Linked DNA regions of Homo sapiens: region 1 is linked to region 2. Evidence: chromatin loops called from intact Hi-C (ENCODE). Cell type or tissue: endothelial cell of umbilical vein. All regions are shown on one strand. Each heading gives the region's core, and the rest is flanking DNA. Links, peaks and the distances in the headings are about the cores only. Region 1 overlaps GRB10 (growth factor receptor bound protein 10). Region 2 has its middle 170 kb from the start of GRB10.

Region 1 (11,252 bases), core at 1,299-9,298, 230 kb after region 2:
CTGCAGCGCAGTAAATGTAATTTGAAGAAGGCAGAAGGAACCCATGGCTTTAGCCGGCTGCCCAGATTCCTTTTTGCACCATCCGTACTACCAGGTATGGGCGAGCACATATATCTGATCCTGGCCCGATGGTGCTGGTCGAGGGCCAGGGCACACATGTCGCCAGCAGCCATGGATCGTTTCTGTAGCTCTCAGGTCACTAGGACACGCTGGAGCAGGGGCTGGTGACAAGTCCCATGGTGCAGAGGCCCACTGCCCTTTCTGCCTCGGTCTTCTGTGTCTTGCTTTGCCTTGTAAGATAGCGTGGTCATATTCCCGTTTGACTGTGCGTACTTTTCTAAAAGAGTTTGGTTGTAGTACAGAGTTGCCCCCTGAGAGCCGGGCTTCCGTGTTTGGAATGAAGCAAGCACTCACTGTGTTTTTCACCTTCTGGGTCGGGCCAGACACTCCTGATGACGGGTTCTGCAGTGATGGTGGTTGTCGGGACATTCACCTGGACACATGTGCTCACGCGTGAGGGAGTGGGAAGGAGAAAGGGCTTGGTGTCTTAACAGATGTTCTAGAGGGAGTCCTCTCCACAGATTGGCTCTTTCCTTTCCTGAGAGCCCTAGGTGGAATTTTGTGGGAGAACAAGTTCATTTCTGTTCCTTCACTTTCTCTAGCTCTTCTTCATGGGCTGCTAGAACAGTTTCATCTGCAAGTTCCCTTCATCTTCTGAAACAGATTTTATTTGAACTTTCACTTGGTGTAGACAGATTCATTGTTAGGGGATGGTCTTTGGTTCTTTAGATTTGATTCGCGAATCCTGGTTCATCCTTACTCGTGATTTGTCATTGGAAGTACTTACACCATCTCTCCCAGGCCTGTGACTTTTCGGCTGGAGCAGTCCTAGGTTTGGAAGTCCTTTTATATGTTCAGGCTGTGGTCAGCTTTTTGCACTTCTTTGAACTTATTTTCTCTCTTAGTCTGTGAAGTCTCTTTTTAGCTACTGTGATGAGAAATTGCCTACAGCATTATGGCTGCAAAAAGATGCCTTTGAACATTTTTTTTTTTTTTTTGGTATCTAAGTGAAGCAAGCCTTCGAAGAAAGGCTGAAGATTAGGAATACCGTTCATTCTAATCGTCGAATGTGACACAAAGCCAAAATTGGTTACAAGCCAGAAAAGAGGATTAAAACCTTAGCGAACTGCAAAGTTTGGTGGTGACCCCTGAGTCTGTGTAGTTTGTGAGCTCTGGAACAGGCATCTGCCTCTCCCTCTGCATAATTGTCTTCTTGTTCTTAAAGAGGCTGTGGTTGCCTCCCCCCATTGATTAAAGCTCTGTGCTGCACCCACAGGTCACAAGTCCAGTTCTCGTGTGGCCAGTTAGTGTTAGCTAGTTGTCCGGGCCCGACTGCACCCTTCACCCCTGCCTGCCACTTCCTACTCAGTCCCAAGAGAGTGCAGTCAGTGAGCTCAAAGAACATCCCCAAGGGAAAGTCTCTCTTGAGGTCATTTTCGTAGTGCTGTCCTCGGCTGGGTATAGAATAGGCTTTTAGGGCCAGATAATGGCCACAGAGGTTCTGTCAGCTTCCCTTCCCTTCCTGGCATTTCCAGTTTCCTGCTGGTACCTACAGAAGTGGCAGACTTACAAGCTGTGTCAGTTCCTCCCTTGATGGCCTTGTTAGGTGTTTGTAGTCACCGATGCCCCAGGCTGCTTTCCTGGAGCCAGGAAGTCAGGAAGGAAGGGTGGGCTTTCCCTGCTATGTGCTGTCATGCTTTGAGGAAATACTCATTGCTTCTCAGGGCCATTTGAAAGCACTGTCTTACTCTTTAAAAAATTTGACAGCAAGACTTGGCGGCATATGTCCCTTGTTCCTGGAAAATAAGATGACAGTTCCAGAATTTCTCAGAATATGGGATGATTTACAATGGGTTCCAGTCTTGAGCAGTCGTAATTATATTATAATAATTAGATAAATCTCCAGAGTTTTATAGAGAAAAATTTATTCTTAAAACCTTCAACATACAAATAATTTTCTAATTCTAGCTGTTCACTTGCAGCAGTGGCTTGGATTAGATAGATGGTTCAGTCCGTGAGTCACTGATGTGATTTTTAAAATATGCACAGAAGCACCAAAATTACTGTATGCATTTAATCATCCTGCTGTTGGAGGGCAGCAGTTGGGGAGGGGTTCTGGCAAGGTTGGGGATGACCCACTTCACTTTTAAGACTTAAGTTTTTCCTTTAGAATGTGACACATCATAATTCTCTGACCTTGGAGAAATCCTGCAACTTTCCCTACCGCAGTTTCCATACCGAAGTTTTGGTAGAAAAGGGTTAGTGGTATCTGGGTTGTAGCAGGGATTAGAGGAAATATGTCTAAATTACCCGGCGCCTGGTCATCCTTTAGAAGCTGAGTCAAGGGCTGTGATCTTTAATTCTTTGATAGAGCACCAGCCAGGTACCAGGCACATGTTTTGGGCTAGGGAGCCAGCTTTGAGCTCGGCAGACAGATCTTTGGGGCTCCTGGATTCCAGTGGAGGAGACAGACATGGAACAACTGGCAAGTGAGATAGCTGTGAATAATGATACTAATTCTGAAGCAAATAAAATGGGACAACGGGGGGAGAGAGGGCCGGCTGCCTTGGTCTTCGGGGGGGGCTCCGTTAGTAGGGTCCTATAGCTCATTGTCTGCCATTTTTAAAATCAAAAGGTCTGAAGCAAGAAATTTCCTCATTTATTATGCCACGGCAGAGTCCAGAGCTTTGCCGAACACAGGGTCTGCCTGGGAAGTGGGATGGGGTTTATGGAGCTCCCTCTGGGCCCTGCACATCTGTGTTCATTGATGTGGACACTGTGTTATCATTCTCCATTCCCCAAAACTCTTAATTCTTAACCATGTCCAGCCTCCAGGCTTTTGAAGAAGGAATTATGCACCTATGACAAAATTATGGTAAATAAAAGCAACATTTATTATCTTTCAGAAAAATGCAAAATAGGAAATAAAATGTGCTTGGCTACAAACTTCCGTACACAATGTTGAACTGAGCATTAGAAATGAAACAACTTGCATGTGAATTTTATGTAGGTGATTAAATTTACTGTTGAATTTCCAAAAGCAATGTTTTTATTTTCATAGTTTTCTGATTTCTGAATTAAAAACAATCATGCTTAGAAATGAGCCATCTTAGAAACTCTCCTTGCCATCCTGCCCTGCAGAGCCTCAGCTTTTGGTGGAGATAATGGCAACAGCATTAGTGCACATACACGCTGTCCAGCCCCAGGACACCACAAGATGTGTGTTGTGGTTCCATTTCAGTGCTGTGTCCCTGAAGCTTCAGGCGGGGAACCTACTCTTCTAGTGCAGGGCTTGACGAACTGCAATCTGCTTTTGCAGATAAAGTTTTATTGGAGGCTGGTCTTGGTGGCTCACGCCTGTAATCCCAGCACTTTGGGAGGCAGAGGCGGGTGGACCACTTGAGGCCAGGAGTTCGAGACCAGCTTGGCCAACATGGGGATACCCTGTCTCTATTGAAAATACAAAAATTAGTCAGGCGTGGTGGCGCACACCTGTTATCCCAGCTACTCAGGAAGCTGAGGCAGGAGAATTGCTTGAACCCAGGAGGTGGAGGTTGCAGTGAGCCAAGATCGTGCCACTGCATTCCAGCCTGGGCGACAGAGCAAGACCCGGTCTCAAAAAATAAAATTAAAGTTTTATTGGAACTTGGCCATTGGGTTTTGTATTGTCTGTGGCTGCTTCCAAGCCCCATCAGCAGAGTTGGGTAGTGTTTGACCCTTTACAGAAGAAAGTTTTTTCTGGGACACTGACTGCTAGAATGAACCTTTTTGGATGGACAGAGGCTCAAGGGGGCCTCCTTGTATCAGCTCATCTCCTCCCCATTTTCTGGGTTAGAAACAGTCCTCAGATGAGACTTCATCTGCTGATCACATACAGCTTTGGATTTTCTGTTGGGTGCCCTAGATTCCTTAATCTTTTGGCAGTGCGTGGAGGAGCTGAAAGATGACATCATCTCCGAGAGTTGATTTGGGCTCAGTTCCTGGAAATGAATTCCATTCCCAAAGTCTGTCACTGTTGTTATTATTATTATTATTTTTAGTGAAAGAGTGATTCTGTAGTTTTTCATTTTTAAGTACTACACCCCCCCCCCATACTTTGGCTAAAGAACATTTTATTAGACTACATTTTCTTTAAGAAATTTGTTGATAGTACCTGCCACTCTTAACCCTTGAGGTGGGAAGTTACGAAGATCATTTGAAATGTCTCTCTTTAAATTTTATTTGACTGTTCCAGCTGATAGGACATTTACCTAAAATGGTTTTCCAAGTCATTTAAGGTTATGATTCTGAACTTAGGAACAGCAGCTATGTTATGGAGATATTTTGTGAGGTAAAACAGGCAGTGTGTTGACTACTATTCACCTGCATGGCTTTAGGCATGGTGTTTAAATTCTCCACATTTCTTCTGTTTTCAGCGTCATTGTGAAAATTGGAAGACACTTATATAAACTTTGGCATTGTGTTTAGCACACAAAAGACCCTGTTAAATGTGAGCCACTGTTTGGATGAGCTGGTATGTGATTTTTTTGTTTTAGAGTGTAGAATTATTTTTAAGAATGTAAGTTTTTTTTTTTTAAGTGATTTGTGCGATACTTATGTAAATTTGAGATTATAATCTTTTTAAGTCTTTAAAATCATGTGAATATTCACTTAAAACAAATAGATGGCATTTGGTTTGGGAAAATACTTTTCATTGATCTGGCAAATTGCTGTTAACTGGCTTTATTTATTTAAATCCTAGGTAGTTAATTACATATTAGTAAATAGTTTACACTTTCTGTAACTAACAGAATCAGTTGAAAACTCTATTCTTTAAATGTTCTAAGTAACTTTGACTAATTTGTTTGTTCGCTTACCATTTTATGAACAGTTGATTGGCAGACCATGGCTGGGTATTAGGGTACCAGGTGAACAAGATGTCAACCCTGCCTGCAGGGAGCTCCCAGCCCTGGAGGGAGACAGACAGGTACAACAACCAACCATGGGCCACCATGACCTGGGATGCTGTCAGTGGTGTGCTTTGTGCAGACAAGTAGAGGGGAGGGTGATTAATCCCCCATCCCATGTCATTTCCTGCTAGAACTGTAAAACTAACATATTCGACAGCCTGCAAGCTGACCACTCAGAGGCTGGCAGTGGGGAAAAGATTAAGCTCTTCCTGTTTACTTCCCTTGTCTTCAGCCTTCCACCGACTCTGTGAATTGGGTACCTTCATGATACCCATTTTATAAATGAGAAAACTGAGGTTTTTACTATATGCTGGTCATCATGCTGAGGACTTTACTTGGATTTTCTCTCCTGCCAATGCTACGCGGTGGGGACCTTCATGTTCTCCCCTTTGCAGATGAGATTATCAAAGCAGAAAAAGACCATCTCTCCTACTGAGTAACAGAGGTACATTCGTCTCTGTGAAGTGTGTTTATGTTTAATGTTGGTGAGACTGAGGAGAACAAGTTTTTGTCCAAATGCCAAAATCTCCTCCTCAGAATTATTATAATAAAACATAGAATTTGTATCCTGCAATTTTGGACTTATTGAATTTCTTTGATCATGAAATGCCATAAGTCAGTTTTAACAACAGCTTTTCAGTTGAAATAAAGATTATTATGTATTGTCCCTAAATGTGTCATGTGTGCTGATCGTAAGGTGTTTGCATTTTTAAAATGTTAAAATGGGGAGTGGGGCATGTCTTAAAATCAATGAAATATGACAGATAAGTAAATAAATGGAAATAAAAATACATAAATATGTATATATTTATTCTCAGTGCTTTTCTTTTTAATGCCTAAATCTTCTCAAACATCATCATCCTCAAGTATGGGCTTAAAGTCTGATTTTTTTTGAATAATATAAACAACTATATTTATCACATATTTTCTATGTATTATTTTTGTTTTTTGTTTTTTTTGAGACAGAGTCTCACTCTGTCACCTAGGCTGGAATGCAGTGGCCCAATCTCAGCTCACTGCAACCCCCACCTCCCGGGTTCAAGCGATTGTCCTGCCTCAGCCTCCCGAGTACCTGGAATTATAGGCATGCACCATCACACCTGGCTAATTTTTGTATTTTTAGCAGAGATGGGGTTTCGCCATGTTGGCCAGGCTGGTCTTGAACTTCTGGTCTCAAGTAGTCTGCCCATCTCTGCCTCCCAAAGGTCTGGGATTATAGATAGGGGTGAGCCACTGCACCCAGCCTGTGTTATTTTTATCCTCTCTCTGGTACTGTGGCAAATATTCTGGATGTGTTATTTTTTCTATTTCTTTTTTCCAGGAAACCAGGGCTTGCAGATATTGGTAAGTTGCCCAAGGTCACACAGCTTGTAATGGGATAGATCAGGGATCAGGCGTACGGGGTCAAGCCTGAAGCCTATGTCCTTAACCATTCCACTGTCTGGTTTTTCCTTGGCACCGTGTGCTTGGCTGTGCAGATATCTATTTGATTGGGGGTGCTAGAGTTGATTATCTTTTTCATAAGATTTCATAAGCAGTGGAGGAGCAGAACACAATATTGGTCTATGACTTTGCACTGCCTTTTAGAAGGACATATCTAATCAGGGATACCTATATCCCACTTCTGTTTTCCTCCTACTTATCATGGGGGTTAAATCCCCACAGAAATATTTGTGTTCTTTTAATTTTCCATCCCATGAAAGTTCAATGTTAGTAATCAACTTTCCCTTTGCCATCTATCTGCCCAGAAGCTACTGTGAAATCACTTATCAAAGTCTTTGTTTTTGTTTTACTTATGAGACCAGATGGTTGCCTTTTCTGTTGTAAAGTGTCAAAGTTTCTACTAGACCTACAAAAACCAAAACTTACCTGCTGTGTGTGTGTCACTGTATTCGTCCACACTCACACCGCTTATAAAGAACTGCCTGGGACTGGGTAATTTATAAAGAAATGAGGTTTAATTGACTCATAGTTCCGCAGCCTGTACAGGAAGCATGGCTGGAAGGCCTCAGGAAACTTAAAATCATGGCAGAAGCAAAGGGGAAGCTGGCAAGTCTTACGTGGCTGGAGCAGGAGGAAAAGAGCACAAAAGGGGAGGTGCTACACACTTTCCAACAACCAGGTCTCGTGGCAACTTACTGTCATGAGAATAGCAAGGGGGACATCTGCCCCTGTGATCCCGTCACCTACCACCAGGCTCCTCCTCCAACCTTGGGGATGGACATGAGATTTTGGGCGGGGATACAAATGCAAACCATATCAGTCGCCATTACAGCAGGTAGGGCAGGCAGCAGGCAGGTAACCAGCAGAGCAGGCAGCAGGCACAGCTACCTTGCCGGGAGTGTTTTTCCAGGAGAGATGGCAGTATCAAGCGCACGCAGACTTGGAAAGGCATCATGGCGTACCTGGTTGGAGCATGAATCCTTGATTCAACTGTTTTCTTTGCACAGAGTCATATTACTTGATTACCAAAGGGAAGGGAACTCATGACCCTCAGGGACAGGCTGTTTATCTGTGGTCAGAAGATGGGCCTCCTGTAACATTGACTGTGCTCCCTTCTGGCCTTGTCAGTAACGCAGAGCAAATCACTTCCGTCTCTCTGCGTTTGAAGTTATGTGTCATTACCCAGCCAGCCCCCAGCTCCTTCAGGCATCCTTCCTTTGTCGGGGTTTGTGGCACTTTTTCCTGTTTCCTTTCTCCTGTCTTGCCTAGCCCTCTTCAAGGGGAAGGACCAGAACTAATCAACACTTCAGATGAGACTGACCAGCTCAGAGCTGGGCGGCTCACGCTCTCCCTTCAGGACCCATCCTCCCATCCCTCATTGTAGCACAATGTTGACTTTTTTGAAGGAAGGTCTCTTCATGCACCCACTGCTGTGTCCCAGGTCGTGTTTATTTCCAGTTCATGATAAGTAGAGACATTGAGAAAATGTGTTTAGAGATTTTATAGCAATTTGAATGTTGAACTTAAGAATAAAAATGTGGGTGTGTATCGTATTTTTGTTTTATTTTACTTTCTGGCAATTCATTGCTATGTGAGTTGTGAAGTATCCGTGCTTGACAGGTTGACAGGGACAGCAAAAACTGCTTCTTCCCCGCAGGTGGCTCCTGAAGCACTAGTCTTGGCTATCTCAGGATATCACAGTCATGCCTGTGGTTTTTCTGTCCTTGGCAGCTCCAGTTTGCAAAGTTGAAGCTTTGCGTTTATGACCCATTGTGGCCTTGGTGTGTCATTTGTGCATGGTGAGATTTCCTCAGGCGCTGCTGGAACGTGCGAGTCCACTGCCTCCAGCCAGTGGCGGATCATGGGGGACAGCATCTGTGCCCTCCCACTGTGTTGTCCACTCTTCCCTATAGGCCTGATGTGACTCCGCTGTGCTTTTGCTAACCGTCCTTAACCAGCTCCTTGCCACTGCACTAGGGCGTGAAGGTTGGAGGGTGCCTGTGGGTCCCTCTGTAGCTCTCAGTGTGACCTACCTCCCACCTTCCTATGTCTGTTTGCCTTGAGCAGCTGTTCTAGTCTTTTCTCCATCAAGAGTCTACACCGTTTTGGAGGGTCATGTGGCCAGCGGGAGGTGAGCCAGCCCAGGAGGCATGCAGGCCCCAGGTTTGAATCCCAGTACCGCTTCAGGCGTGTGAGGCTGACAGTTATACCTGCACTGTTATGAAATGAGAGCCTCCAGGGACCACCCAACTAGTGGGGCCTTAGGAAATCCCAGTTGACCAGGGGCACTTCGCTGGAACCCTGAACAGGGCCTTTGCTCCTGGGATCCAAGGGGCTGGATCGCTAAAAACCCTTCATCGTCTTCCTTTGCCCCCAGACTCTGGTTTAGCAGGCTCTGGGGTACTGGCTGAGGGGTTCATCCTTCATTTCCAGACCTCAGCTGAAACCCAGCTAATTTGTAAGATGGGACCAAACAACATTAGAACATTTCGTTCTTTGGACAATGAGGAAATGATTGGCAGTTTCTTTGTGGTTGCCCATTCTGGGAATACAGAAGTGTGTAAGACATAGCCGGGGCTTAAAGGATGTACCCAAGTAATAGAGGAAGGAGAATTGTACCTGTTGTTTAATGACTCTAAATAAGGAAACACCTGACCCCTCTGTCTGTGGACACAGAGTTGGAATTTGAGTCCTTCACTGCCAAGGACATCATTGCTTCACTGCAACTTTTCTCTTTTTTTAAAGAAAAAAAAGCTACTTGGTATTGTGAAAAAATAGCTATAAGGTTATATTTTGCTTTACTTGTCCCTTCAGAACTTCACTAAAAGAAAAGTAAATTTTATATAAATGTATTTTATTTTTCGACATTGTGAAGGTGTTAATTCCAATTAAATTGGTCTTTGAGGTCAGGTTCTTGGCATTTGCAGGGTACTTATATGGATTTTTCAGCTTTCTAAGGCGTAAATGTGGCCTTTGTAGCTTGTGCAGTATGAGGGGTGAGTGCCAGGGCATCTAGAGAAACAACTTAATCCTGAGAGCGCTATCTTTACCTAAGGTGGGTGAAATGGGATTAAAAATAACCCTACCCAAGGAGGACATTGAGGGCAGCTTCTGAGGAGAGGCTTTATGGAGAACAAGCTGTGTGTTTGGAGGCCAGGTATAAGTAATGTCGGGGAAGGAGAGGGGGCGGTACCCTGTCACCCCACCTCATCACTCTGTCACCTTGTCACCCTGGCATTCTCCCCCATAGTCCATCCCCCATCATCCGGTCACTCTGGGCCCTGTCACCCTGGCTCGCATCACTGGTTCTGTCACCTCTTCACCCTGGACTCCCCTTTCTTGAGTGCTTGTCACAGGGCTTTGAAGCTGTTGCTGCCCATGTGCCCCCATCAACTATGTTCTCCTGGCAGATGGGAATGTGCTTTCTGTGGCTTTGAAATCTTCGAACACATGGAATTTCCCACCTTGCTGCAAGCTCATGGGACTACAGATGCTCTCAGAGCTGCTCTGTCTGTGCCATCCAACATCTTTGCCCTGACACTTCTTTGGTGCCAGGCGGGGTTACCCTGGGGCCTTCCAGGGGACCTTTCTATCACCTTAGGAAGCCGCTTTGGATCTTGGAATGACCCTTGCAGGAAGTCCTTGAACGTAAGTTTATGGCCAGTCCTTGGCCTCCTGAGTGGGCATGAGAGTGGGCAGGGCAGAGGGGCTGTGGCGTGGTGCAGGTTAAGGGTTCGGGGCTCAGCTGGTGGGGGACAGCCTGGGAAGCTGGGAGCTACTGGGCCCGTGGTACACCCTGCCTCTGGGGTGCAGGAGAGACAGGAGAGGAGGGCATAGGAGGTAGCATAGTGACCGGGCCAGCCTCCTCAGCCTGTCTTTGGCCTGATCCTCCCTACCAGCAGCCTGGGCTCTCCTTTGCCACCAGTAATACTGAACTGCTCTGCTCCCTTCTCCCCGCTCCACGCGCTGTCTTCTTCTTCCGTTTCTTGGCCTGGGCCATTTCCCTGGACTTCAGCCCAGACACCTTCCCTTCCCACAGCAGTCCCTGCCACACCCCCATGGAGCCTTCTCTTGCATTCCTGCAGCCAGTCCTGGGCCTCCCTCTGCCTGACCCCTCCTTATGCTGTCGTCTGTCCTCCCCCATCCTCAGCCACCCCAGATTCTGCTTGAGGACAGAGTGGAGACCTATCACCCTTCTGTTTGGCCCCTACCCAGTGGGGAATGGGTGACATGGTGAGGTGAGACCCCGTCCCCAGCCCAGGTCAGAACACCTAATTCTCAAGCTGCAGAGCCCTACGAGGGGCAGAGACAAGAGCTAACAGACCGGGGCTTGGGCCAGCAGAGCAAGAAGGTGGTAGCAGGTGGGGTGGGCTCACTTTGTCATGAGTTGCTTCTCTTTGGCATACTCAAATGGCCAGCATTGTTCCTCTTCACTTTGGCGCTGTTATTCAGTATAGTAAGGGCTACTTGAATTCAAGCTCTGTGATCCGCGGCAGTTGATCTGATGATCACTGCGACGGCTCCTCTGTGACTCATGGGCAGGCAGCGCCTGCAGCGTGGATCTTGGAGTCGCATCCTGGGCAGAGGGAGGAGTCGCATCCTGGGCAGGACAAAGCGGGTTGGTGCAGGATCTCATCACTCTCCTCCACACAGTGTGAAACTGATGAATTATTTATTTCTGGAATTGTCCATTTAATATTTTTGGACCACAGTTGACTGTGGGTAACTGAAGCTGCAGAAAGTAAAACCAGGATAAGGGGGGGACTACTGTATTCTCCAGGAAAGTTTAAAATAGTTTCG
Region 2 (11,252 bases), core at 2,101-10,100:
CTTAAAAGCAGGATTCTCATTTCTTGTTCAACATTTAATTTCCAGCACCAAAGATAGTTCCTTCAATAGACAGTAAGTGCTCGATAGTTGGTGAATGGAAAGGAAACCTCCCTCTTGATATAACAGAGATGGGAAAGGTCAGGGAGGCCTGGGAGTACATTTTGAATGGCTTCTAGCCTTGGATGCCCAGATACCACACATACATTCAAGGACCCAACCTACAAGGGCAGGTACATGAACTCTGAAGCTGGACTCCTGGAATCCAGATCTGGGCTCAGCCACTGACCAGTCTCATGTTATGTGACCTCAGTTATGTGACCTCAACTCTCTAATAATAGGAAATGGTTCTATTGCTGTTACCATGATGATGATGATTGAAGCACAGAAAGAAAAGCCAAATGCCATGAATTCTTGTTCCTCTGAATGTCTGAGCAAGTGAGGATCAGAGGAGGACTGTGGAGGGAACCACTCCTTTAATAAAAATTCTGTGGCCCTTCCTCTGAAAGCCACTCCAGACCCCACCGAGTCCTGGCTGTCACGCTGCACAGCACAGGGGCCAGCATCCACACTGCACCTGTGTGGCCCTCCTTGGGCGTACAGACCACCTACCAGACCCCCAACTTGCAGCACTGAGTCCCAGGACCATGGAGACTGGGAGCCTCTTCTGCATGCAAGGACGGGCTTAGTGTTGATGAGCCTGGGGAAACATCTTTGCTGTCAAGTCTTCCATTTCTGCAGAAGGGATTCAGCCATGAAAACTTGACAGGAAAATCATGACTTCCAAATTACATATGCAAATTCCTTTCCTTTCTAGATGTTGATGTCTCTCCAAATCTCTCGCGGTTCATGCATTGGATACCTTGCCTGACCCAGCAGGCTGCAGGATGAGGAGCACAGTGAGGAGCTGGGGTCTCACTCCCACAGGTGGGCCCCAGAAGCACAGAGCAGGGGCAGGAGCAGACTGGATGATGGATGGCACAGGGTCCCTCCGGGATCAGAGGTTTCTTTTTGGCCTGGCAGCAGAGGTGGTTATCCCAAGACTAGCTCATGTCTTGTTGTGGCACCCACTTCTACATTCTGGAGAATTCAAGGTGAGAATACACATGTAGTGAGAATATGTGAATTACTGATTTTTTAACTTCTATGAACTTTTTGGCTCCAGGCTGCTTACTGACTGCTTTATATTGCTGTAATCTTTAGTATTTCTGGCTGGATTTTGTCATTTTAAAATATGAGATGATAAACCACTACAATTGATTTTGGTTTTGATTAAATTTGGAGTAATATGGTCCTATCAGTGAGGATTAAATTTGGACTGTAGGCTGGCATAAAACTCAGCCAACTGCTATTTGTGGGAGAGTAACAAAAAGTATTTCTCCCCTTAGTAAGAGACTTCTATGGCTAAAGCATCGCCTACATACTCTTGTTCATCCCACACCTGACCACCCCCTGAAAATACATCTTCTTAGCTAAATATGGCCTCCTGGATGAACTGTTTATGGACAGGCTCACTGATGGATGCATGGATGGATGGATGGGTGGATGGAGATTTTAGAGGATAATTCTATTAGGGGATAAATTCACACATGAGCTGCAAAAGTCAGATAAGATTCAAAGTGTTCTGAGTTCTTGTGAAGTGAGACTTTTCCCACTAAAAGTGCATTTGAAGAATGAGCAGAATTTGCAGAGCAACAATTTATACTCTGGATGCCCTATGTATAATGAGACGAAAGGAAACAATGTCTGTTCCCAACAGGATAGAGTTCCAGTGAAAAGACATTCTACTTTCTATTCAAAGACATGTTTTAAGGCTCCAAATGGGTGAATCCACATTGCATATACCTGGATGGTTTCTGATATGTTAGGTTTATGTCTGTAAGAAGCTAGTATCGGCTGACAGAGGAAGCACTGTCTGGAAGACGTCCTTGCAGAAAGGGGTGTCCTATGACCTAGGACTCTTTTTCTGAGTTTCAGAGAAAAAAAAATTTTTCCCCTAAGCTTTGCTGAATATTATGTCTTTTTAAGATTTTTTTTTAGTCTAAAAGCTTAGATTAGTAAGTACTATATGGCAGAAATTCTGCTAAACACTTTCCCTGAAATGTGAGTACAACAAGTAATTCCCATTTTACAGATGAGGAGAGGAAGATTTAAGGAACATTCCAATGTAGATCTAATTCCAAAACTTGTGCTCTTAACAGCAAGCTCTACAGAATGTATCACTTTTTCCTGCCTTAATTGTGGCAGCCCCAGTTATTTATACTAACCCTACTGCTCATAGCAATAAAAAAACCTGGTGAAATATGTGTGAATCCTCTTAGAAGCAAGAAAGAGCTAGTTGATAGGTAGAACTGCCAAACCTGAAGAGCAGCCTGAAGGCATTTCCTGCATAGGGATTCGAACATTTGTTTTGGAAGGTCTCATGGAACACAGGTACAGACATCAAAGTCCAAGGCTCACACCAGGTAAAAAGTCCAACAGATTTCCCGCAATGAGCCAGGACCTCAGGGCTTGGCTCTGAGGGTGGGGGTGAACAAGAAGAGGGCCAGGCCTTCAGGAAATATAGTCTCTCTCAAAATAAAAAATGCAAAACCAAATTTAAAACTCCGTGGATAGGTGTGACAGAAGATTAGACACAGCTAAAGACAGAATTTATGATCTGGTGAGGAAGAGATTGTATAGACACGATCTCTATACATTTCATACACAAACGAGTTGGGGGGAAGAGGGGGGGGTGGAGAGAGAGAGAGAAAGAGAGAGAGAGAGAGACTGGGATGAGTAAAAAGAAATTGCATACATCTACTCAGAGTCCCAGCAGGAAAGGAGAGGAAATGAGGCTGAACAAATATTTAAAGAGGTAATGGCTGAGACGTTTCCTGAGCCACTGAAAGGCATTGTCTTAGCCCGGTAGGGCTGCCATAACAAATTATCACAAGCTTGGTGGCTTAAAACAACAGAAATGTCTTATCTCACATTTCTGGGGGCTGAAGTCCACACTCGAGGGGCCAGCAGGTCTGCACTCCTCTGAAGGCTCTAGGGAAGAACCCTTCCGGGCCTCTTCCAGCTTCTGATGGCTCCTGGTAATTCCTTTTCTTTTCGGTTCCTTCTCAGATCTGAGTCTTTCCTCCTACATTTTACTTTAAGCACCAAGGAGAAACCAGGACATGACTTCAACACTTTGCTTGGAAATCTCCTAAGTCCATGTTCATCAGCAACAAGCTTTACTTTCCATAAAAAGTTGAGGGCTCACCGAAAGATGATCTCATCTTAATTAATTACAGCTGCAAAGACCCTGTTTTCAAATAAGGTCATGAACTCTGAAGTTCCAGGCGGACTCGTATTTTGGTGGGGGAACACCATTCTACCCAGCATAGACATTAATCCACCCATTTCAGAAGCCTAGTGCATCCCTAGAAGGAAAATTAAGGAAGTCCACACCTAGAAAAATCACAGTGCAACTGCACAAGGCCAAAGATAGAGTGTCTCAGAAGCCGTAAGAGAAAGAGGTCAGAAGTCATCAAGTGAAGTGTGAAGTTTTTGCAGACATGTCAAGCATGATTGAAAATACCCAATTATAGAATGTACCAAGTTTTTCACTGCTTGAGGTGAAAAAAATGCTTTGAGGTTGGGAGAGCAGAAAGGAGGGTGGCTCTGACCCTGTGAATCCTCAGACAAATTGGAAGTCCTTTGTCTCCTTATTTGTAAAGTACAGCATTGGGCAAAATCGTCTCACATTACCTAAAGCTAAAAGCCCTACCATCACTCCTAGAATGACTGTTGTGCAACTTCACTTTTGGCAGGTGCGATAGGGATGAGGAGTGTGGCGTACTGTTCCCTCTCACGCGACAAGAGGACATGCTGAAATGTGCATGGTCAAGGTTTAAAAATACTAAGAAAGACAGTCTCACAAGGTGCACCTGTGTGTGCCCTTGTGTTGTCTTCATGTAAGTCGGGGCGTGTACTCTTTCATGGGTTCCAGACTCCTTGACTATAGTGACCCTTTGTTGGTATTTTCTCTCTCTGGCTTCTGATCTCCTCTGATCTTCCTCCAGAGGGAGGTTTGCTACCTCCTGTGGTATTGGACACAGTAGTATTTCATACATTGAAAGCTAGGGCAGAGGAGTGTTTCCGCCTTCTCCATCACCCACTTCCAGGGCACGGACGCCTGCCCCAGGTCAGCTGGATGGACACCTCCCGACCTGCCACCCCACAGGGCTCCGAAGCCAGAACAGCGGGAGGAGGGGCATCTCGCAGCAATGGGAGCAGCCTCCTACCTCTGTTCTGCCTGCTGCTCCACCCCCAGCACCCCTGTAGCCCCCAGCAGTACACCCTTCCCCTCCCTCTGCGTCCTGTCTTGTAGTACAAGATAGATGGCTGCTCCTGCTCTCAGACCCCAGGACAATTTCCATTCCCACCTTCTCTCTGAGACTGGCTCTCCCATGAGTGTCCTCACACCCACTCCTTTTCTGCCCTGAGGTTTGCCACTACATCCTGCAACCAGGAATCTCACCAAGATGGCACTTCTGCAAGGTCAGACCTGGTGCCTGGCAGCGAGGCCCCACCGGAAGGGCAGTTGCCATACAAAGGGACCCTTCTGGGAAAAAACTCTCTTTAGCCTGCTGATGTAGTTTGAATATATGTCCCCACCAAATCTCATATCAAAATGTAACACCGAGTGTCAGAGATGGGGCCTGGCCAGAGATGTTTGGCTCATAGGGGTGGACCCCCCATTGCTTTGTGCTGTCCTCATGGTAGTGAGTCCTCAGGAGATCTGGTTAAGTGTGTGGCATCTCCCCACTCGCTCTCTCTCTCTTGCTCCTGCTCTGCCATGTGAGGTGCCTGCTCCCCCTTCACCTTCTGCCGTGAGTAAATTCTCCCTGAGGCCTCCCCAGAAGCTGAGCAGATGTCCCTGCTGTGCTTTCTGTACAGCCTGCAGAATCATCAGCCAATGAAGCCTCTTATCTTTATAAATTACCTAGACTCAGGTATTTCTTTCTTTCTTTTTTTTTTTGAGATGGAGTTTCACTCCTGTCACCCAGGCCAGAGTGCAATGGTGCGATCTCGGCTCACTGCAAACTTCGCCTCCCAGGTTCAAGCGATTCTCTTGCCTCAGCCTCCTGAGTAGCTGGGATTACAGATGCCCGCCAACATGCCCAGCTAATTTTTGTATTTTTAGTAGAGATGGGGTTTCATCAAGTTGGCCAGTTTGGTCTCGAACTCCTGACCTCAGGTGATCCGCCCGCCTCAGCCTCTCAAAGTGCTGGGATTACGTGAACTATAATTGAGGTATATACACCACATACAAACACCACTAGTTAGATCTTCTTGCTGCTCCCCTTTTCCTACTGAAAATCGTTCTTCTGCAACACTTTGCAGCGCTCACTGTTCCAGCCTCAGCCCTGCCCTCTTGCATGGGCCTCACAGGGCTGGGCAGAGGAACCTGGGATCAGGGATCCCCCTGGACTCGATGCAGATGTCTGCCCATCGGGTGCACTGAGAGAGCCTGGAACAAGCTGGTTCATCTGCCCGGCCTTCTTAGCAAGTTGTTCAGGCACTTGTGACATAGGCAGAAGCAGAGTCATAGAAGTTCCTGTTTCCCCTGGAGCTGGGCATGAGTCCCAATGGGGCCATTTGGTCTTCCTGTTGCATCCTTGTCCTGTCCCTGGGCCAGACTTCCTCCTCCTGTGACCATTGGACAGATCCTCACAGAGAAGCTTCGGGGGCAGTCTTATTCTCAGAATTGGGGATTTGCTGCTATCGAATACCTCCAGCCATGCAAATACTAATACTTGTATGATCACCAATACTAACAGTAGAGCTCACTCACACGCAGGCACGGGCTAAGGGTAAAAATTAGACTCAGCTCTATCACTGTTAACTCTCCCAATAACCCTGTGCAATAGGCACTATTAGTACAGTTTGCATTCTGTAAATGAGGAAAGGGAGACTCAGAAAGGTCAGGCAACATCCCCTAGGTTGCCCCAGCCAGTGCGTGGGGAGCTCCAAGTGCCTGCCTCCGAGGCCTGGGTCTTTACTGCTCAAGCATGGCTCCCACACAGCCTCCCTTCTCCCCTGAAGCCACCTGTGGCATTCACCAGATGGGTATGAACCAACCATCAGTACTCACAGGAGGTGCTGCAGACGTTTTAAGACTGAAACGTGTTTTCTATTGCACCTGTTTCTTTCCATTAAGAAAGGAAAAAATCAGTTTTCTACCTAATCTCAAACTACAAATCACTAAGACACTGGTCAAAGGGAATGGCCCAGATATACACCTTTAGCCCCAACATAAAACTCACTAGAAAAGTGTAAGGGAGAATTTACTTAATCATTCAGGAGTTGCCGTCTACATTGCAGAGCCAGGAAAAGTGAAATAAGGCACAGTGACTGGGCCCTAATTTCACTGCCTGACCCAGCCTGGTGAGTAAGAAAGGCCTGAGGGGGTTAGACTGACCTTTGTCTGTCCTGTAGCTCCATCAGTCTCACTCACAATAGGGGCAGAGACCAGTCCCTCAAGCCACTGAAACCAGCTTCCTGACCTACGTGAGTCACCCCTCTCTCTCTGGGTGCTCATTCAGTCTAGCTTTGCAGCACACAAAGGAAGCTGAGGAAAAGACTCAGGAAGTCTTCATAGCACTTTCAGCCAAGCTCTTTCCCACATCTGTGCCATCGATTAGGGGACTGGAGGACAATAATGTAGGTTTATTCCTGATTTTTAAAAGATCATTGAGTTCAATACTCAATTCTTTCCTCCAGCCCTTAAAGGAGCTGGGGTGTCCCCCTTGTTTATTGGCCTCCAAAGCACTCCAAGTGTCTTAGGAGCATGCATGGCAGGACAGAGACATATGCATGGAGCACTTCTCTCCCTCCACAGTGGAGCCCCCCACAGGTTGCAATGACCTGTGGCCATTGGTTGGCCGTGGCTGTTCTGCCATTTGCTAATCTGCCTAAACTCGCTCTTGTACTTTTCTTTTAAAGTTTTCCCTCGTGCCCTGCACCATTCTTCTCCACTGATGCAATAATTTACTGGAACGTCATGAACTAAGTGTTCCAAAAGAATTACCCAAGTGTCTGTCTGCTTTGGAAAACATTTTATTTATGTTATCTGTGTAAGGCAAGTGACAAAACTCTCCCACGCTCTGGGAGTCCAGACTGCCCCAGGTGGTGTGGAGAGACAGAGTCCGGCCAAGAAGTGCTTGGCAGAGGCAGGTGGAGAAGGACAAACCCCTGTCCATGTTACCAGCACAGGAGCCTGGGAAAAGGGAATCAGTACAAACTATGGTCATCTCAAGGTTTTCCTTCAGGCCCAAGGATGTAATCTCAAATTACTCCCCACTGCGAAAGTTTTGTTCTCATGTGTGCCTTGACTTTCCCAGTGCTTTGTGGAGCACAAAATAGCATGGAGAAATGTCTTTCTCAGTGCAACATGGAGCCCTGTGGCAAGCTTAAAATATCATTTCCCTCTGGGCACCACAGAGTCTCTTTTTCAAAGAAGAATTCAACCACCAGTCTGCCTTCCAGTTTGCAAAATTATTTTTTCACATGTTGCCAAGAAAGGACGCATTGCCAAGCAAGCTTGGTGGTAATTAAAATGTGATGGCACCTCTCACAGAGAAGTCCTCAAATCCTTCCCATAGAACTGTGCATGGACCAGCCCTGCTCCCCCCGGGCAGGTACCTGCTTCCACATCTACACTGCCAATGCCGGCACCCACAGCCAACTCTCAGTTTCAAAAATCAGCTCTCTAATGTGCATGTGACTTCTCATTGCTTAACAGAGCACTTTTTAAATAGTGAAAGTTTGTAGTGAGCTTGTGAGATTATCAAAATACAAACAATAGGAAACAGTGAAGGGGATGGTGAGGGCTTTATTCAGCTGGCATCTTCTCAGGCGTGTTTGGCTGCATCTACATGGGGAGTCCTTGACAGGCCTGGATTAAGTAGCAAGTAAAAGAGGTAAATGAACAATGCTGGCATCAGTTCCTGTCACACAAAAGGCTCAAGCAGGTAGTAATGTCCAAGGCATTCCAGCTTGACCCTGAGTAAGAGAGTTTCTACCTGCACTGAAACCAAATTTGCAAAAAGAAGACTTCCCATGCATTACTTCTTTAGTCCTCAGTGTCTCTACAAGCTAAGTGGTAGTCGATGTCCCCACTTAACAGATAAGGAAATATAGAGCACACAAATACTGCCTACAACCTCATGTTGAGTAAAAGGCAAAGCTGGAAGCAAACCCAGGTCTACCCAGCCCCAAAGCCTGTGTTTTTAATTGTGAAGGACACTATTTAGAGGTTACAAAGCCTTTCACTTGCAAAAAAAAAAAAAAGGACTGTTTGCCATTAGAAACAATTTTTAACTCAGGAAAATTGTTTGCTATGGTAGAAATTCTAAATATTCACATCCAGGAATAATTTCATAGTAAAGGGCAGGGTTTCATGCCAGTTCTCTTCTTAGTAGATTTTTCTAGGAAAATTAGGTAGGGGAGTCTTTGAGAAGGATGTTCTCCCTTGCTCTCCTTATCTGTGTCTGCCCTTACCAGGTGGAACTTGGCAAATTGTGAGAAGCTGTAGAAAAGTCAGAAAATTTTTTCAGAATTCGTGTCTCTTGTCAGCACAGGCATTCCTGTGACCATATTTTTCAATTAAGGATGTCTAATTAGTACTTTTTTGCATACAAAAGTATATTTATAATTTCTATCTGGTTTTAGTCATAGTTTGGATTATTATGTATATCTACAGTTACAACTCTAAGCAATTCCAAAAACTCACGTTGAAGTCTTTGTCAGATTATTCTTTTCATTTAACCAAAACTAATTTTACCAAGTTGAGTTGATTATCAGAATTTTCTATTGTGAAATTTGCCCAAGAGTTTCTAAATTTTTATTTCATACACATTTTGAGTTGGAAAGATTTTCTCTCTCTTTCCCTCTCTCCTCCCCACCTCTTCCTGTTTAATAAATTTGTCATTGTCCTTTTCTTGCCCCTTGATGGTCCCAGTCCAAGATCCCATAGCATGCTAATGGTTCAAGACTTCTGCTGGTATTGATAATGGAGAAATCTCTGATTCAAGAGCTAGATGACAAGTTTCTTGGTTATTCCCGTGTGTGTGTTTTATGTGTGTGTTCTTCATTATTAATAGGCATACAGCTTCATAAGTCAACTTTCTCAAACCTATCACATAAACCACCCCATTGTTAAATAACTATTTTAAATTGCCACTCTACTGTCCTAAAATATAATTCATCAGTAATGCAATTTACAAATAAATGTAATTAAAAAAACATGTACATGCAGCTTTATTTCTGAGTTTTCTATTCTGTTCCATTGGCTTATATGTCTGTTTTTGTACCAATACCATGCTGTTTTGGTTATTACAGTCTTACAATATAGTTTGAAGTCAGGAATTGTGATGCCCTCACTCCTGGACTTTTTTTAATGTGAGACTTTATATTATATATTCTCTCTGATTACTCACAATTGGTCTGTTTAAGTTCTTTATTTCTTCTTGGTTCAAGCTTCGTAGGTTGTATGTAACCAGACATTTATCCATTTCATCTAGGTTTTTAAATTCATTAGCAAATAATTGTTCATAACAGTCTCTAATGAGCCTTTATATTTCTGTGGTATCAGGTGTAATTGCTCCTTTTTCATTTCTAGTTTTATTTATTTGGGTATTTTCTCTTTTTTCTTGGTTATTCTAGCTAGTGATTTGTTGGTTTTATTTTTCCAAAAAAAACACAACTTTTTGTGTCATTGATCTTTTGTTTTGCTTTTAGTCTCAATTTCATTTATTTCTTCTCTGATCTGTATTATTTGTTTCCTTCTACTAATTTGGGGTTTAGTTTGTTCTTGCTTTTCTCTAGTTCCTTGAGATGTATCATTAGGTTGTTTATTTGAAATCGTTCTACTTTTGTTGATGTAGGAGTTTATTATTCTAATCTTCCCTCTTAATACTGCTTCTATTGTATCTCCAAAGTTTTGGTAAATTGTGTTTCTATTTTCATTTATAATAATTTTTAAAAATTTCTTTCTTAATTTCTTCATTGACCCATTTGGTGTTCAGGAACATGTTGTTTAAATTCCATATATTTGTACATTTTCCAAAGTACCTCTCATTGATTTCTAGTTTTAGTCCATTGCAGTCAGAAAAGACACTCAATATGATTTCAATTCTCTTAAATGTGTTGAGACTTCTTTTGTGGCCTACCATGTGGTCAATCCTGATGAAAGATAGACCACATTTTGCAGTTGTTGAATGAAATGTTTGTAATTGTCTGTTCGGTCCATTTTGTCTACAATGCAGTTTAAATCCAACGTTTCTTTGTTGACTTTCTGTCACCTGTCTGATGCTGAGAGTGGGGTGTTCAAGTCTCCAGCTCTTATTTTATTGGAGTGTATCTCTGCCTTTAGATCTAGTAATATTTGCTTTATATATCTGGGTGCACTGCTATTAGGTGCATATATATTTACAATTGTTGTAGCCTCTTGCTGAATGAATCTTGATCATAGTGCAATGACCATCTTTGTCTCTTTTTACAGTTTTTAATTTAAAGTGTTTTATTTGATGTACATACAACTACTCCTGCTTGCTATTGGCTTCTGTTTGCATGGAATATCCTTTTGCATCCCTTCACTTTTAGTCTATGTGTCTTTTCAGCTGACATTTCTTTTAGGCAGCATATAGTTGGGTAATTTTTAAAAATCCATTCATCCAGTCTATATCTTTTAAGTAAGGAATTTATCCATTTATATTCAAGGTTATTACGATAGGTGAGGACCTAATACTGTCATTTTGTTAATTATTTTCTGCTTGTTTTGTAAATGCTTTGTTTCTTCTCTCTTAATGTTCATCATTGTGGTTTGGTGGTTTTATAGGAGTAATGTGGCTTGATGGTAGTAATATATGGCTTGATTCTTTTTCTCTTTGTGTAACTGCTCTAACAATGAGTTTTATACTTGTACATGTTTTCATGGTAATGATTATCATCTTTTTGCTTCTAGTTGTAGGATTCTCTTGAGAATTTCTTGTAAATCCTGTTTAGTGGTGATGAATTCCCTCAGTTTTTGTCTGTGAAAAACTATTTCTTCCTCATTTCTGAAGCACAGCTTTGCCAAGTATAGCAGTATTCTTGGCTGACAATTTTTTTTCTTTCATCACTTTGATTATCTCATTTTCTCCTGGCTTGTAAGGTTTCTGCAAATAACTCTTCTGTTAGTCTAATAATTATTCCCTTGTATGTGACTTGACACTTTTCTC

Evidence for each region. Hi-C counts contacts between places; a loop is a spot of excess contacts. Peaks named below come from ENCODE experiments on the same cell type or tissue, not always from the same donor. Only the 100,000 strongest peaks of a DNase experiment are listed, where the experiment ranks them.
Region 1: a loop joins it to region 2, with 2.3 times the contacts of the local background. A loop is called at or near these places in 2 of 110 quality-filtered maps.

What each region holds. Positions count from the first base shown.
Region 1 is chr7:50,721,114-50,732,365 of GRCh38, reverse strand. It overlaps GRB10 (growth factor receptor bound protein 10), which reads left to right. Exons shown (of 19, transcript NM_001350814.2): 4 at 1-94. The coding sequence starts at 44. Among named protein-coding and RNA genes, the nearest start is that of GRB10, 56 kb to the left of the region's middle. RefSeq lists an enhancer at 5,858-6,027. In endothelial cell of umbilical vein, for the core only: no CTCF peak of the experiment used is centred there; DNase peaks (open chromatin) are centred at 1,665, 5,125 and 6,425; H3K27ac peaks cover 3,674 bases.
Region 2 is chr7:50,949,275-50,960,526 of GRCh38, reverse strand. No RefSeq gene overlaps it. Among named protein-coding and RNA genes, the nearest start is that of GRB10, 170 kb to the right of the region's middle. In endothelial cell of umbilical vein, for the core only: no CTCF peak of the experiment used is centred there; DNase peaks (open chromatin) are centred at 2,946, 5,666 and 6,516; H3K27ac peaks cover 4,172 bases.